Linked DNA regions of Homo sapiens: all the other regions are linked to region 2. The links are chromatin loops, found by intact Hi-C in ENCODE. Cell type or tissue: heart right ventricle. All regions are shown on one strand.

Region 1 (5,000 bases), 210 kb before region 2:
TGGATAAAGAAAATGTGGTACATATATGGCATGGAATACTATGCAGCCATAAAAGGGAATGAGATCGTGTCCTTTGCAGGGACATAGAGTTGGAAGCCACTATCCTCAGCAAACTAATGAAGGAACAGAAAACCAAACACCGCATGTTCTCACTTATAAGTGGGAGCTGAATGATGAGAACACATGGACACATGGGGGGAACAACACACACTAGAGCCTGTCGGTGGGGGCTGGGGGAGGGAGAGCATCAGGAAGAATAGCTAATGGATGCTGGTCTTAATACCTAGGTGATGGGATGATCTGTGCAGCAAACTACCATGGCACACATTTACCTATGAAACAAACCTGCACATCCTGTACACATACTCCTGAACTTAAAATAAAGTTGAAGAAAAAAGTAGGCCTTTAATAAAGTTCTTAAACAGTTAGTAAATAAAGGAAATTTTGTTTCAAACAAAATGTAACAATACCAACAAACTCCCTAAACTCTTTCTTGGGCATCTCTGACCTGAGAGTCCTGCTGAACCCCCAGCTGCTCCCCCAGGCCACCCCACAACCCTCGCCTTTACACTCCAGCCTGTCCATCGTGTTCAGAAGGAGCTGCACAATCTGTCCTGGTATTTTTCTCACCCTCTTCCTATTGTCTTCCTAACCTTTGGTTTAACCAGCAATTCTGAATCCTTGAACGGGTTGGGTAGAAATCTTACTCACAAGTTAATATTTTTAACCCTGTCACAAATGTTTGTTCATTAACTCATTGCTCTGTAAATGTTTGATGACTGCTTACTTGCTCAGTCAGGCTGTCTATAGGTAAAGGTTAAGGCCCATCTCCCAGCTCTGTGATTTGTGTGCAAAACTTCAATATGGAAACTGATAAATGCTGAAAGATTAGTGTATAGCACTGTCATTTATTTTATTAAGTGCATTCTTTCTTTTCCTAGAACTTTGAGAAGATAATACATATGTTCACGTCAATATACAACCATTTGGCACAGCTTCCTGGGAGGAATAATAAGAAAAACATGCTTTGGAGGAAAACTCAAGATACAAAAATGAATGGCTATGCATAATAACAATAAAAATGTATTCCCCAAACAAATCTTAATGTTTATTTTTAACTGATCTTCCGGAAAAGATTTAAGGTATATAAATGCACACAATCTACAACAAGATAATTGAGGGAGGAACACGGAATGTGGGGAAGAAGAGAGTAGGAGAGATCAAATAAAGCCAGGAGTGGAGTTAAATACAAATGCATACTGCCTAATGTATATTGAAAATTGGTCAAAGTTTTGACTCTAAATTTTCTTGCAGAAAATGAGGAAAAGGATGACATGTAGATTTATATAGTTTGCAAACTATAGTACTGTCCAACAGTCCACGCAGTGTACCTAACTCCCTCATGGTAAGATAATGCAAGAAGGTAATAAGCCGATTTTGTTTTTGTTTCTTTTCCTCTCTCATGATGTACCCTGAATGACATTTTCTGCAGTGGTATGCCCTTAAGCCCATAGCCAGAGTAATGTGTGGTTCCCAGCATGTTAGCCGTGACACCCTCTTTTTCACTCAGGAGAAATATTAGATTGCACATGATTGAGAATAAGGTTGCTGAATGATTAACTTTTCAATTTAATTTCTTAACTCTAATATTAATAAAAGTAAGACGCTCACAAGCTTTGATCCTTCCACATTAGTAACAGATTACTCACTGCAATACTTTCATATTCCAACATAATGTTTGAGAAGCATGCCTGTGAACAGTGTTAAATTATACAAAATCTAATTATGTACATAGGAGTTATCAGTAAGGATATTTCTCAATCTTTCTCCAGAATGCAGTAAAAAATAAGGTAAATCGATTATCGGCTTCCTTTAGATTGTGCAGAGAAATAAGTACAGTCAATACCTTCACTTTCCTCGCTTCTTTCACCTTCCCTGCTCCCGCAGGTTGAATAGTATTATCTGATGCTTTCCATGGCCTGATAGTATCTGGATATTCATAATATGATTGTGCTGAGTGGCACACTGCTATTGCCTCAAGAATGATCCAGACCTTCGAATGCATTGGGGAGGGGGGAACAAGAAAAAAAAAAAAAAACTCTCTTAAAAGTGATATCGTATTTCACCAGCAGATGGCAAGCTACACTCAGTTGTGTGTATATGTGACTAAAGTTGTGCAAAGATTTCATACACAAGACATAGAGAAAGGCCATTTCTTTCTAATTGAAGTAGCTAGAAATCTAATAATCAATGTCTAAAGAGATCTATCCAATTAAGCTTTAAGTTGAGTTCGTCTTGGTCTCGAGGGGATTGTATTTAGTGGGTGGAACACAGCAGCAAGAGGTAGGCATGTAAGGACTGGGGTTAGCAGTACTTGGAAATATCTTCTTGCCTCTGGGGGAGAAAGATTTTAAAAGGCTAGAAAGTCACCAGGGCTTCTGCTAAATGGGCTGGTCTTGAATTTCGGCTGGACTTTAGGTAGTAAAAGCATGGCCTGGACCACTGTGGCTGAGACAAGTAAGGCCTGAAAAATCAGCAGGAAAAGTTGGAGCTTGAGGCTGAGAACTGTCAGCTGATGAGATACCCAGGAGGGTGGGGATGTGGGTCTGAATTCAGGGACAGGCTCAGTAAGTAGGCAATGGGACACCTGTGCAGAAACTGCCTCTATCCCATCAGCCAAATACATGAGGATGACTTCGCTGGGATGAGGTCAGTGTCTACATGAATTCCCCCAGACAGAACAGTCCCCATTCTCTAGTACTGGCTCAGTCATGCACCTTGACCCTAAAGCCAGAGTCTCTCTGATGGCTACACCCAGTCCATCCAGCCCAGTTCCATGACAGGACACCCAAAGCATTCTTGATTTGAGCCTAATGCTCTCCAGTACCTTCTTTGGATGCCCTGTGGAAGATGGACAGATTTCGTAAAATATGCTGTCCTCTATTTGTGGCCCTCTAGCTGGACTGTCTTAGTGCCCCTTCTGGACACTGAAAGGGATTCCTGACACTGATGCCTATCTGAACTGTGTCTGAACCTGCTCAACCATTGGAAGCTACTTTGGATGACCTCCAAAGCCAAACATTTTATGCATTCCAAAAAGGGAGAAAGTTGACTCAGCAATTGTCTGCCTAATTTTCAGCTGCTGAACTATTTCAATGACATAATGAATATTTTAAATGATTATAATTATTCTTAAAATGTTAGTGAATTTTAAAAGTCCATCAGTTTGAATCAACAACATTATTTTAGATTTATTTTGGTACCATGGCGAAATTTTATTCATAATACCATTTTTTTTGCTTAACTTCAGTTCTTTGCACCTTGTTATATTATTCAAGTTCTTATAATGTTATGAGATTTAGGAATAGTCCTCTGATTATATGCCCTCCCTGTTAGCTGAATATAATTGTTAATAAACAATTTAATTGTTTTCCCTTTTCATAATATGTCATTTAAGTGAGCCATACTGGCCATTAGAAAGTTGTTCTCATTGAGATACTGCAGCTGCATGTTTTAGTTATAAAATTTTTCTCATACAAATATCACAACTAAATATATTAGACTTAGGCTGTAAAGGCAAAATTACACACCATGGCTTTGTTCTTGACATTAATTACCTCTTTACAAATATTTTCTTACATTCCAGTAGACAGAAATTTCTCTCAGGTAGCAAAGCAAATAAATACTGTAAGTTCTGTAGTGGTGATCAACATATTCTTTCTTTAATAAATTCGAAAAGAAAAAGACATGAAAAAGCATGAAGACAAAAGTCGAAGGCTTAGGGATTAAATAGTGTATGGCTGCCAGTTACAGAAATTGACAGAGACATTCTGTTGCTTGACACTACTTTATAGTTTGTGCTGGAAAAGTATGGTGGTCAAACTTTAATATTTTTATGATTGTCATAGTGTGATGAGTATGAGAATGTGAATCACAACCTCCAATTGCAGGGGCCATATTGACAAGGGTTCTAGCTCTGCACCCTGAAATTCACTGTCACCTTTGCAGCAAGACCACACTACCTATGGGTTGCTCCCAGTCAGTGACTGAGCACAACAGGATACTTAGAGCTATCCCTGGGAGAAGAGGGACTCCTTTGACAGATGACTGGCTCAAGACTCCCAAGTAACCTTGCCAAACTTTCCTTAGACTTTACAGCAGTCTGGAATGCTTCTACCCAACCTTTCTTCTCTCTTCCCTCTCTCCTTCACTCAGGGTGGACATCCATTGTGCTCTGACAGCTCTCCCAGCCCTACCCAGATCCCTCCCCATTCTCTCTCACAGGCGTTTTGCACATTTAATTCTGTTTTGGCATTTGCTTCTCTGAGGACCCAGATGAAAACACATATGATCAAGGGAATAGTTTTCAAATTAGCATGTCTAAATGTCTTTAAATCAAACTACATTCTATATATATACCTGTCTGATAATATTTTTGTAGTATCTGATAGTTATAAAAGTAACACATGTTCATTAGACAAAATATAGAAAACCTTTATGGCTTACACTCTTTTTTTTTTTTTTTTGAGACTGAGTCTCGCTCTGTCACCTAGGCTGGAGTACAATAGCGTGATCTTGGCTCACTGCAATCTCCACCTCCCTGGCTCAAGAGATTCTCCTGCCTCAGCCTCCCAAGTAGGTGGGACTACAGGCGCCCGCCACCACGCCTAATCTTTTGTATTTTTGGTAGAGACGGGGTTTCACCATGTTAGCCAGGATGGTCTCGATCTGACCTTGTGATCCACCCGCCTCAGCCTCCCAAAGTGCTGGGATTACAGGTGTGAGCCACTGCGCCCAGCCTATGCTTTGCACTCTCTTATGGCAACATTTTTTATGGTCTTTAGTATTCAATAATGAAGGAAAGTTATTTGTGTCACAAACACCTATCCTACACTGACATGACTTGGGAACCACATTCAAAAGTCCATTTTCACAAATTATTGGTAAAATAAACTCTGATACATCCAAGCTATGCAACTGTCCAATATAAACCTACTGTT
Region 2 (5,000 bases):
TCTTTCCGTTTCCCTCATCCCCACTTTACATCAGTTCTAGACAAGGTAAAAATTAGAACATAGCTTTGGGAGAGTAGTTCCCAATAGCAGACGATCCAGAGTTTTAAAAAACAGAATCCCAGCCGGGTGCGGTGGCTCCCGCCTGTAATCCCAAGACTTTGGGAGGCCAAGATGGGAGTATCACAAGGTCAGAAGTTCAAGACCAGCCTGACCAACATGGTTAAATCTCGTCTCTACCAAAAATACAAAAATTAGCCGGGCATGGTGGCGTGAGCCTGTAATCCCAGCTACTCGGGAGGCTGAGGCAGAGAATCAACTTGAACCTGGGAGGCAGAGGTTGCAGTGAGCCGAGATCGCACCACTGCACTCCAGCCTGGGTGACAGAGACAGACTCAGTCTCAAAACAAAAAAAAACAAAACAAAAACAAAAACAAACAAACAAACAAAAAACCAGAAGCCCCAGAAACCGTAGACTGGAATATAAGAGATCTTATGGATGCACTACCGGACAGCCCTTCTGTAGCCACTTGGGTCATGAGAGTGAAATACAGTATGGCACCACTGTTTGTGATTAAAGATGTTAACGCTAATGGACTCCACTGGCATTCATGGCTAATTACTTAAGAAAAGATTAAAAGACAACCGTCACCATTTCATACTTCGCATTGGAATCATACATTGTAAAGCATTTGTTTCTTATTTGTCTCTTAATTACAATTCTTACCACTAGGTGGCATTCACCCAAAGTTGTATCTCCCTGGGAAAGTGATGCAGAGGCTGCAAATTGGCAGGGCCTGGACGTGGCTCACAAATATGCTTTGATTGGCCCATTGTGTTTTCAAACATTTGGATGACTGGTCAATATTTAAGATTAGAGAATTTTACCCTATAAAATTGTCTTTCTTGCTTTTCTTGACAAATAGAAGACTTGGCAATACTAGGTCTTTCTCCACCTGCCAACAATCACTTGATGGGACAAGGCTGCTCCCACAGAGGGAAAATGCACTCTTCATATCAGGCCCTGCTGCTTCTTCGCTTCTTATGTGCTTTAATTGATTATATCCCTGCTTGGCCCCTGCAGGTATTCAACTTGGTGACCCTTGCATTATAGTTTCACCAGAACTTTTGAGCAATGACCATTTATTCTAAAACACTAACAAAAATATAATTTCACATTGGAGTGCCTTTCAGAAATGCAGATGTAAAGTTAAAACAGAATAAATCATACAAGAATCAAGACCTGGTTACAGAATGATACAAAAATCTTGAATTAAGGAAAATAAGGGAGGACCCAAGAGCAAAGTAAACAGCCAGACACTATTAAAAGATAAAAGTACAAATGCATCCAGCAAATGTCAGTTTACTGGATCCAGCACTGGTTTAAAAACTCTATACGGGTCAGGGCCAGGTGCAGTGGCTCATGCCTGTAATCCCAGCACTTTGGGAGGCCAAGGCAGGTGAATCACTTGAGGTCAGGAGTTTGAGACCAGCCTTGCCAACACGGCCAAACCCCATCTTGACTAAAAATACAAAACTTAACCAGGCATTGTGGCGCACGTCTGTAATCCCAGCTACTCTGGAGGCTGAGGCAGGAGAATCACTTGAACCTGGGAGGCAGAGGTTGCAGTGAGCTGAGATCACACCACTGCACTCCAGCCTAGGAGACAAGAGTTTAAAAATATATATATATATGTGGATCAATGCATTAGGTTCTCAAAATCTCTCTATGAGGTGTAGTGTTTCCTTCTCATCCCACAGATAGAAAAAGTGAGGCCCAAAGTTGAATAACTTTTCCAAAGTCATAGATAGAAAGTGGCATACCTGGGCTTAATCCCAGGTAGATCTGAGGCAAAGCTTAAGCTTTTAGCTTTGACTCCAAGGCCCTTATTGCAAAGAGATTATTTGAGGAATAGGGTTGGCGTTGGAGTTTGGAGTTGTAGAATTGCTTTGCCATTCATACTGGTTCTTTCTGTGCCCTCAGATTGATGAATCCTGGTTTTCTCTGTTGAGTGAAGAGATAATTCCTGATGGAAGAAAATAGATATTTCTTTATCTTCTTTTTGAAGAGGAGGGAAGAAAAGGGTCCCTTTCAGATAGTGGCATGGCCTATTTGGATTACAGTCATTTGTTCCCTTCTCTCCCTAGGATTATCTTTCCTAGGATAACTTCAAATATCCCAGGGATGCTTAAATTTCATCCTGAAAGAGAAGCAGAACACCTGCTCTGTCAGTGATGAAAGCCACTCTTCTTTATAATTGCTGCCACACGGTGTCGCTGTTGAAACACAGGGAACATAGCCACCCAGGTATGGTCCCTGCTGTACAGTATTGTTGCTGAGTACCAGGCCATGCTGTGGTTGGTGAATACAACAGAGGAATGCTTTAATGACCCACAAGCACCACTGTCATCCATCTCTTGTCTGTGGTAGTTTCTCCACAGGGATAAGAAATGTCTCCTTGGTAGCACTTTCGACTATGATACTTTTGTGCCATTGTAGGCTTGGTCCACCCACAACTTCAGTCTTATAATTAAGACATGATTCAAGTTTACATATAAAGCCATTTTTATAAGATCCCCCGGGGCAGCTGAATTTGGAGGGATTTTCAGTCTTAGCCATGCAATTGCCCAGGATTACCTCTCGTCCCTCCCACCTTCTTTAATCATCCCCCACAGTGAAAGAACTTCCTCTCCATCCCTCTGCCTCAACAGCCATCCATTTTTTTCATCCAAGAAAGAGTAATTAACGTTCCTTTATGGCAACACCTGACCTTGTTGCAAACACAGGCTATAATATTAATGCCTGAAAGTTCTCTACTACCTAGAGAATTACTCTGCATGGAGTCAATCACCTTGGATGGATTAAAGCTGTGTATTTTGGTTTCATAGACTTGGCTGTGAACTGGGTGAAGCATCCTCAGCAGCTGAATCCCAAGAGAATAATCTACAAATTCCTTCTTAAAAAATAATTGGTGTCCTTATCGTTTGTTATAGAGCTAGGGGTGTGTGCAAGTGAACAAGAAATGATAGTTAAATAAAGTTTCCAATTCAGTAAAAGATGTTTCTCATATAATTTCACTCTATAGCAATGTTCTTTCTCAGGGAAATATTTCTGTATCTGTAAGTGGAGATTTGAGATGAAGAATATACATGAAAAAAATGCTAACTGAACATGGATTTCAGGATCATGAAATGACCAAGCTCTTGACGAATTGTCCAATTTGTTCTGGACATACATTAATATGGACATATAGTAAATTCTCAACTAATCAGAGAGAGCTGTTCACAACTAATCCAAAGTCAGAGTGGAAATAAACTATGCATCATCTTCTGGTGCTTCCCAGCTGACTTCCCACCAGCCTGTAAGCAGCCCATTCTCAAGGCTTGGTTCTTATTTTTCTGAAACCACCACAGCAGCTCTGGCCCTCTGCAGGAGAGGGAAAGGTGTCTTAGTGAATATCAATGGCAACAAGTGATAAGTACATACTGCCTAACTCCTGAGCCTTGCTTCATGGTTACCATTAGGAATCTGACTACTCTCTCGCATGGTCATGAGATGTGCCTGTATCCTAGTCTCCAAGATCTTCCGGGAAGTAGACTTGCACATCCTTTCTTCCCAATCAGTTCTAGAGGTAATTAGTCAAGCAAATAATTTTTTGTTAGTACCTATTATTAATTTATTAATTTTCCTATTAATTAAAAAAAGATTTCCTGAGAAGTCATTTATTTCTAAAATGGAGGGTATTCAGCAATCATTTTTTTATATCAGTCATGGAACCCCTCCCAAAGCAAAAAGAAAAAGTTTAGAATTATAGAAAGGTCTAATAGATCATCACATTCAAGCTTTTGAGTTTTCTTCATTTACAGGTAAGGAAGCTCATTGCCTTCAATATCAACCTTCCCATCTGTTAAATGGAGGGCTCCAGATGATTTGGCCTCAATTGTGCGGTTAGTTACTCGGTGTAAAAATAGCTAAAATCTCTGTCTAAGGCACCTTATGCTGCATTAGAACTAATCAGTCATTTTCTTCTAAAACCATTTGTACCCCAGAAATCAATGCCACTCTACATTACAATTCCAGGATACAGCTTTTAAAATGCTTGGCTGAAGTAAAGGAAGGAAAGTTGCTGGCATCGTGGCTATTCTATTGTGGTTTATAGGCAATCCAAACATCAGTTGTGTGTTGTTATAGTTCAATTCTCAAAGATTGTTATGGGATCCCACATTATGGTATGCTTAAAATAAAAACAAATAAAAACACAGAGACCTTGTTTTCTAAGGCTATGGGATGACATGCAGTTTTGTGCCACTTCATCAGAACTTGGTCTTTCAACCAGAGTGTTTATTACGAAGTGCAGTAAAGCAAAACAGAACCACAAGACAAACATTAAAGCTCTCTCTCCCTTTCTGAAAGATCTGAGGAGAGGATTTTCCTTCAGAAATAACATGTCTGCCTCAGTGCTCACTGTGCCCAACAGCTCTGTCTCAGTGAAAGAATTTCCCACGGGGTTCTACAAAAAAAAAAAAAAAAAAATACCTGACTATACTGAGAACCAGAGAAATGTACAATTTAAAGCCTCTTTAATTAAATGTCCTTCCTTCTTTGGAATGGAAACAATTTTATCAAGTTATCTTTGGAGTAGGATTGAGGTGAGCAGAGATGTATTCAGATTTAGTTCCAATGAGCTCCAGGTATGGAACAGATTATGTAAATTCTGTATGGAACAGAATTCTGTATGGAACAGAATTTACATAATCTCGAGCTCATGGAACTTCTGTTCCATACCTGGAGCTCATTAACATAATCTGTTCCATACCTGGAGCTCACTGGGACTAAATCCATTTCTGTAACTGAAAATGTCCAAGGGCAACTGGAAATAATAAATTGAGCAAGGCTAAAATTTTGGAGTTAGAAAAACTAAAAGAAATTTAGTGTGTGTAGTATAAATTAGCACGAGAGGACAAGGGTTCTAGAAGTCTGTCACCAGCTTTTCGATCAGTTC
Region 3 (5,000 bases), 210 kb after region 2:
CAGTCTGCCCTGCTCGTGGTTAGATCATGCTGCGTTTGTTACATGTTAACCTCCAGAAAAATGAATACCATTTAATGTCATATCCATTTTTTAATCGAGAGAAATAGGAAGGTCAGAGAAAACTTATGTAATGCATATTGACTAGTACAAAAGAATCACACTAAAAATGTGTATATATTATACCAGAAAAAAAATATATAATGAGTAGGAGAGGTTGAACCAGAAAAATAAGCATGGGTGACCTAGAAAAGCTGTTGGTGAGAGAGTACAACCCTGAAAAAGAGGAGGCTGGTCACTTGTATAGACTTATGCAAAGCTTCTGCTTTGAGAAAATATGTGGAATTTGGCAACTCCAAGTAGAGTCACCACATGAATGTTTATCTTAAAAACTGTTTACAAGCACACTGGTGGTAACTGTGGCTTCCCAATTCGTAATTATAAACAAAGACTCAATAAACATTTATTGAATGGGATGGCTCAAACTGTCTGCTGCTGTGCACCTCCCACAAGGCACAGTAGTAGGTAGCTATGTCCTGTTTCTCTACATTGTGAATGGTGAGAGTGGATGTAGACGTTTCAGGTATCCTATCCACCTCAAATTTGCCTGACGGAATGCCGGATTCCTTTCTGACAGTGCCGTCATATGAAATGGACACCAGGAACTGTATGACTTCACCAGGTCTCTCTCGATACCAATATACAGATGTTGCAGAAATTGTTATTCCAGACACCACACATTCCAGGCGGGCTGTTTTTGACAGCGTTTTAGTACTGGAAATTTGAGGTTGCTCTAGGTGACCTGCACCATATACACACACTGGGGAAAAAAATGGGAGGGAGTAAATAAACCAAGAATTTGGAATTTATAAAAATATATAACAATAGAGAATATCAGTCCAAAGTGATTGGGGGAGCAAAACTACTTACGAGCCCCAAGGACTGCCAGCGTTGATGTGTGGAGCAGTGACAGCATGTCTGCAGGCACTGTGCTTTCTGCCAGGGCAGCCTGAAATCACCGCAGAGAAGCGTTAGACCTCTGTGGCTTGGCTGAGTCCACCAAGTCAAACTTCCCATGGGTGAGGGTGACATGGGGCCCCCTGCATCGTTGTAAAGCGGTGTCCTCACCACCTGTTAGCACTTCCAGTCTGTGTGAAGACAGTCCTGCAAGGTCTGCAGCCTGAGATCAGACCACATAGTTTAGACGGCCACCTCAGACCACAAGGCGGCCACCCCAGCAAGTTGTCAGGCTGGTGTTGTTGGTTGCTGGGGCTGTGACATGCAGCATTGTCTTCTGAGAGCTTGTCTTCAACCAGCTGGAGAGATGTTGGTCCGTCAAGCCGCTTAGCTCTGCTCAGCTACCCACACAGCCTGCAGCACCGGGTCCTTCTGGTCACCTTCATGAGGCTGGGCCCTCCATCCCAGTTTGTTTGCTTCTGTTGAAGATTCAGGTTCCTGTCCCCTCCCTCAGCTACCTGAATAATGTACATCTCCTGAATCCCGGCTTCTCCTCAATGACAGTTTCCTATTGTCTGTTGTTCTTTCTCTAAGCCAAGACATTTAATCCGTCCCAAGGTATTTTTACAAACTGCTCTCCCCAGTGCATCCCTTAAAAGCTGCTGTGTTCCAGATTTCCATGCTTAATTTACCCACTGGGAGCTGCAGCTCACTGCCACTGCCCAGCATCGCAAGAGAGTATCATAACCTTATATCACTGTCCTGGGGAAACAGCAAAGGTCAAATTATGTTTTCTACCAAATGCGTGTCACTTTTGCACCATCATAAAGTAAAAAAAAATCTTAAGTCGGACCTCAGTTAAATCGAAAGCTGTCTGTACCCATATCCAGCTAACTCTTGGACATTTTCAAGTACGTCTGACATGGGATCTCAAACAAAGTCTGCTCATAGCCAGAGTGAACTCATTCCCTTCCCCCAAACCATATCTTCTTCCGAGTTCCCTGTATGACATAACTACCCACATTGCCCAAGCCAGGAGCTTGAGCATCAGCCTCAATTCTCCCCTCTAATTCACCGCACTCTAATTCCTGAGGATTCTACGTCCTAAACATTTCCTGGCTCACCACTGCCTCCACCTCACGCACCTCCATACATCCCATCTCGGCCCCTCCCACCCACCTTCCCCATGGCCACTAGACTGACCTGGTCCTTTTCCTGCTCTAAAGTCCTTGCTCTCTCTACCTTGCCTCTGAAGATGAAGTCCAGAGTTCTTAGGATAAGAGGTTCTCTGTGATGTGGCCACCCCCTCCCTGTCCTTCCATCTTCATTTAGTCACTTTCTGCCTGGAATTCCACGACCCACTTCTATGGATTGACTTGAATTTTTTTGTGTTTGGACTGCATTCTACTCCACATTCCCTGGCTAATTCCTGTTTATCCTTCTGGGCTCAGCCCCAGGCAGTCTTCCCCAGGAAGCTTACCTCACCCAGTAAGTCCAGGATGGAGATGCTTCAAATTGCTTTCTCTTCACGCCACCTAGTGCCTTCCTCTCTCCTAGCACCTCCTACCCAAGTCTTGGCCTGTTTACCCATTTCTCTCTCATTCTAAACGACAGTTAAGAGTTCCCAGGGGAGTAAGATCATGTGCTGTTTATCTCTCTATTCCCAGGTGTTTGTTGAATAGATGAAAGGGTGGAGTGAGGGAATGGATGGCCATTGTAGTATTTTTTTGTCGTTCTGATGTTAACAAAACATCACCATTTAAAATACAGTTTTTAAAGAGTTACCAAGCAATGGACACTTAGTGAATGCCTTAATGTGTCAAGCAGTTTGTAGCCATTATGATGTTTAATACCATAAATTTAGTATAATCTTCACAAAGCCCTACTCAAAGCAGGTCAGGTAATGGGTCAAGGTTTAACAGCTTGTTGGTGACAGATTTAAGATTAATTCTATCGGGCTGCAAAGCCTGAGCTCTTTGAGTAGTTCTCTCTGCCTCTGTTTTCTTATCTACCAAAGGAGAATAAAATCACAGCCTACCTTACTGGATGTTGCAAAGAATAAATGTTTGCCCAGGTAGACTGTTTAGGGCAATGCCTGACACAGAGCAAGCCCTTGGAAACTGATGGTGATTTCTGTTATACTCTCCCATGCTGCCTTCTGTGAACTTGCCCCTGCTCACCAGCAGCAATGCACCAGCTATGCCCTTGTCTTGCTAAGACAGACTAGCTGGGAGGCTCCCTAAAGCAAGAGACGATGAGAGGGAAAGAACTTGGGACCATTTCTAAGAAACAAAACTTGAAAAGTCTGGTGATGATGCCTCTGAAGGTGAGATCACTTAGGAAAGATAAAATCTTGGTCTCTAAGCTGGTCTATCACCCTGGAGGTTGAGGCTGAAACCAGGTAGTATAATTCAGAGGGAGATTGATTTTGGACATTGCTGTTTTCTTTATTTTGGAGATGAGGAAACTGATGGCTAGGAAATTTAAGAACTCGCTCAAGCTCACAGCATTCATGAAGAGTACAGCAGGTGTTGGTGAGGAGTGAAGGTGGAGGTTTGTGGTGGTGAAGGTTCACTGCAGTGGCAGAGTCTCCTCTTGAGGAAATGAAAGATGTTGTTCCATAAGGAGGTGACTGGGGAGCTTGCGCCTCCATTTGGCCACACCCTGATAGTCACCATTTCACCAAATTTACTCTTGTTTGGAGTAAAGCACTGAGAGAGGGGGCAGGCAGAAGAGGAGGCATCTCCTCTCTGTGCCCATTTGGTTTTATCAGCACAATTAGAAAAATGAAATGAAGGAACAACTCCAAAACAGAATGAAAGTTTCCTCCTGTATGGCCTCTGTCCTTCTCACACAAGTTGGAAGGCCTTAGCCGTGAACTGAGCCTTCAGTAGAGGTTAGAGACGCTGGGCTGTTTCAGAAGCAAGGCGTAGCGTTTTTTTTTTTTATTTCTTGTTGCTCAGACTGGAGTGCAATGGCACGATCTCGGCTCACCACAACCCCTGCCTCCTGGGTCCAAGTGATTCTCCTTTTGTTTTTTATTTGTATAAATTTAAGGAGTACAAGTGCAATTTTGTTACACACATATAATGCACAGTGGTAAAGTCTTGGCTTTTAGTATACCCCACACCTGGATAATACTCATTGTGATGTGAAATTACTTAATTTCCATCTGTATTCCTTCTGCCCCCCACCACCCTTACAAGCCTCCAATGTCTGGTTCCACACCCTATGTCCACTTGTACACATTATTTAGCTCCCACTTATAAGTGAGAACATCCAGTATTTGTCTTTCTATTTCTGAGTTGTTTCACTTTAGATAATGGCCTCCAGCTTCCTCCATGTTTCTGCAAAAAACAGGACTTCATTCTTTTGTATGGATAAGCAGTATTCCATTGTGTGTATATACCACATTTATTATGGATGAATAGTACTCCACTGTGTATATATACCACATTTTCTTTATCCAGCCATCCACTAATGGACATTTAGGTTGATTCCATATTTTTGCTATTATGAACAGTGCTGTGATAAATATATGAATGCAGTCTAATATAATGATTTATTTTTCTTTGGGTGGATATCCAGTTATGGGATTGCTGGATTGAATGGTAGTTCTATTTTTAGTTCTTTGAGAAATTTCCATACTGTTTTCTAGAGAAGTTGTACTAATTTACATTCTCATCAACAGTGTATTAAGCATTCTCTTGAAAAGGCATTTAAATTCAGCTTAGACTTCAAAGAATTTCTTTTTTTTCTGCACATAGAGCAGCAGAGGGGTTTCCTGTTTGGTGCTGGAGGATCAGTAACACAGGCTTTCTTTTTTTTTCTTTCATTTATTCTATGTTAAAAAAGACTGCTTTATATGAAGGTAGTGGGCATAGTGATCTTATGTGTATGGCTTTGCTTTAATACAAAAATCATAGTCATATAACTTAGCAGACATTTGGCTAAACCCCCTCATTTGTCAGATAGGAGAACAAAAGTCTAGAGAAGCTTGGGATACACACGTGTTCCACACTGGGGTGCTGTTGAAGGAGAAGTGG

The links. Peaks named below come from ENCODE experiments on the same cell type or tissue, not always from the same donor. Only the 100,000 strongest peaks of a DNase experiment are listed, where the experiment ranks them.
Region 1: it touches region 2 in a loop (5-fold over the local background); 72 of 110 quality-filtered maps call a loop at or near these places.
Region 3: it touches region 2 in a loop (9-fold over the local background); 53 of 110 quality-filtered maps call a loop at or near these places.

Annotation. Positions count from the first base shown.
Region 1 is chr7:37,899,303-37,904,302 of GRCh38, forward strand. It overlaps NME8 (NME/NM23 family member 8), which reads left to right. Exons shown (of 18, transcript NM_016616.5): 18 at 942-1,095. Among named protein-coding and RNA genes, the nearest start is that of SFRP4, 15 kb to the right of the region's middle. In heart right ventricle, a CTCF peak has its summit at 2,141 (motif pointing right); no DNase peak of the experiment used is centred here; H3K27ac peaks cover 572 bases.
Region 2 is chr7:38,105,345-38,110,344 of GRCh38, forward strand. No RefSeq gene overlaps it. Among named protein-coding and RNA genes, the nearest start is that of STARD3NL, 70 kb to the right of the region's middle. In heart right ventricle, CTCF peaks have their summits at 730 (motif pointing right) and 2,270 (motif pointing right); DNase peaks (open chromatin) are centred at 799 and 2,297.
Region 3 is chr7:38,316,520-38,321,519 of GRCh38, forward strand. It overlaps TRG and TRGV9. Among named protein-coding and RNA genes, the nearest start is that of TRG-AS1, 22 kb to the right of the region's middle. RefSeq lists a silencer at 2,407-2,586. In heart right ventricle, a CTCF peak has its summit at 2,499; no DNase peak of the experiment used is centred here; H3K27ac peaks cover 554 bases.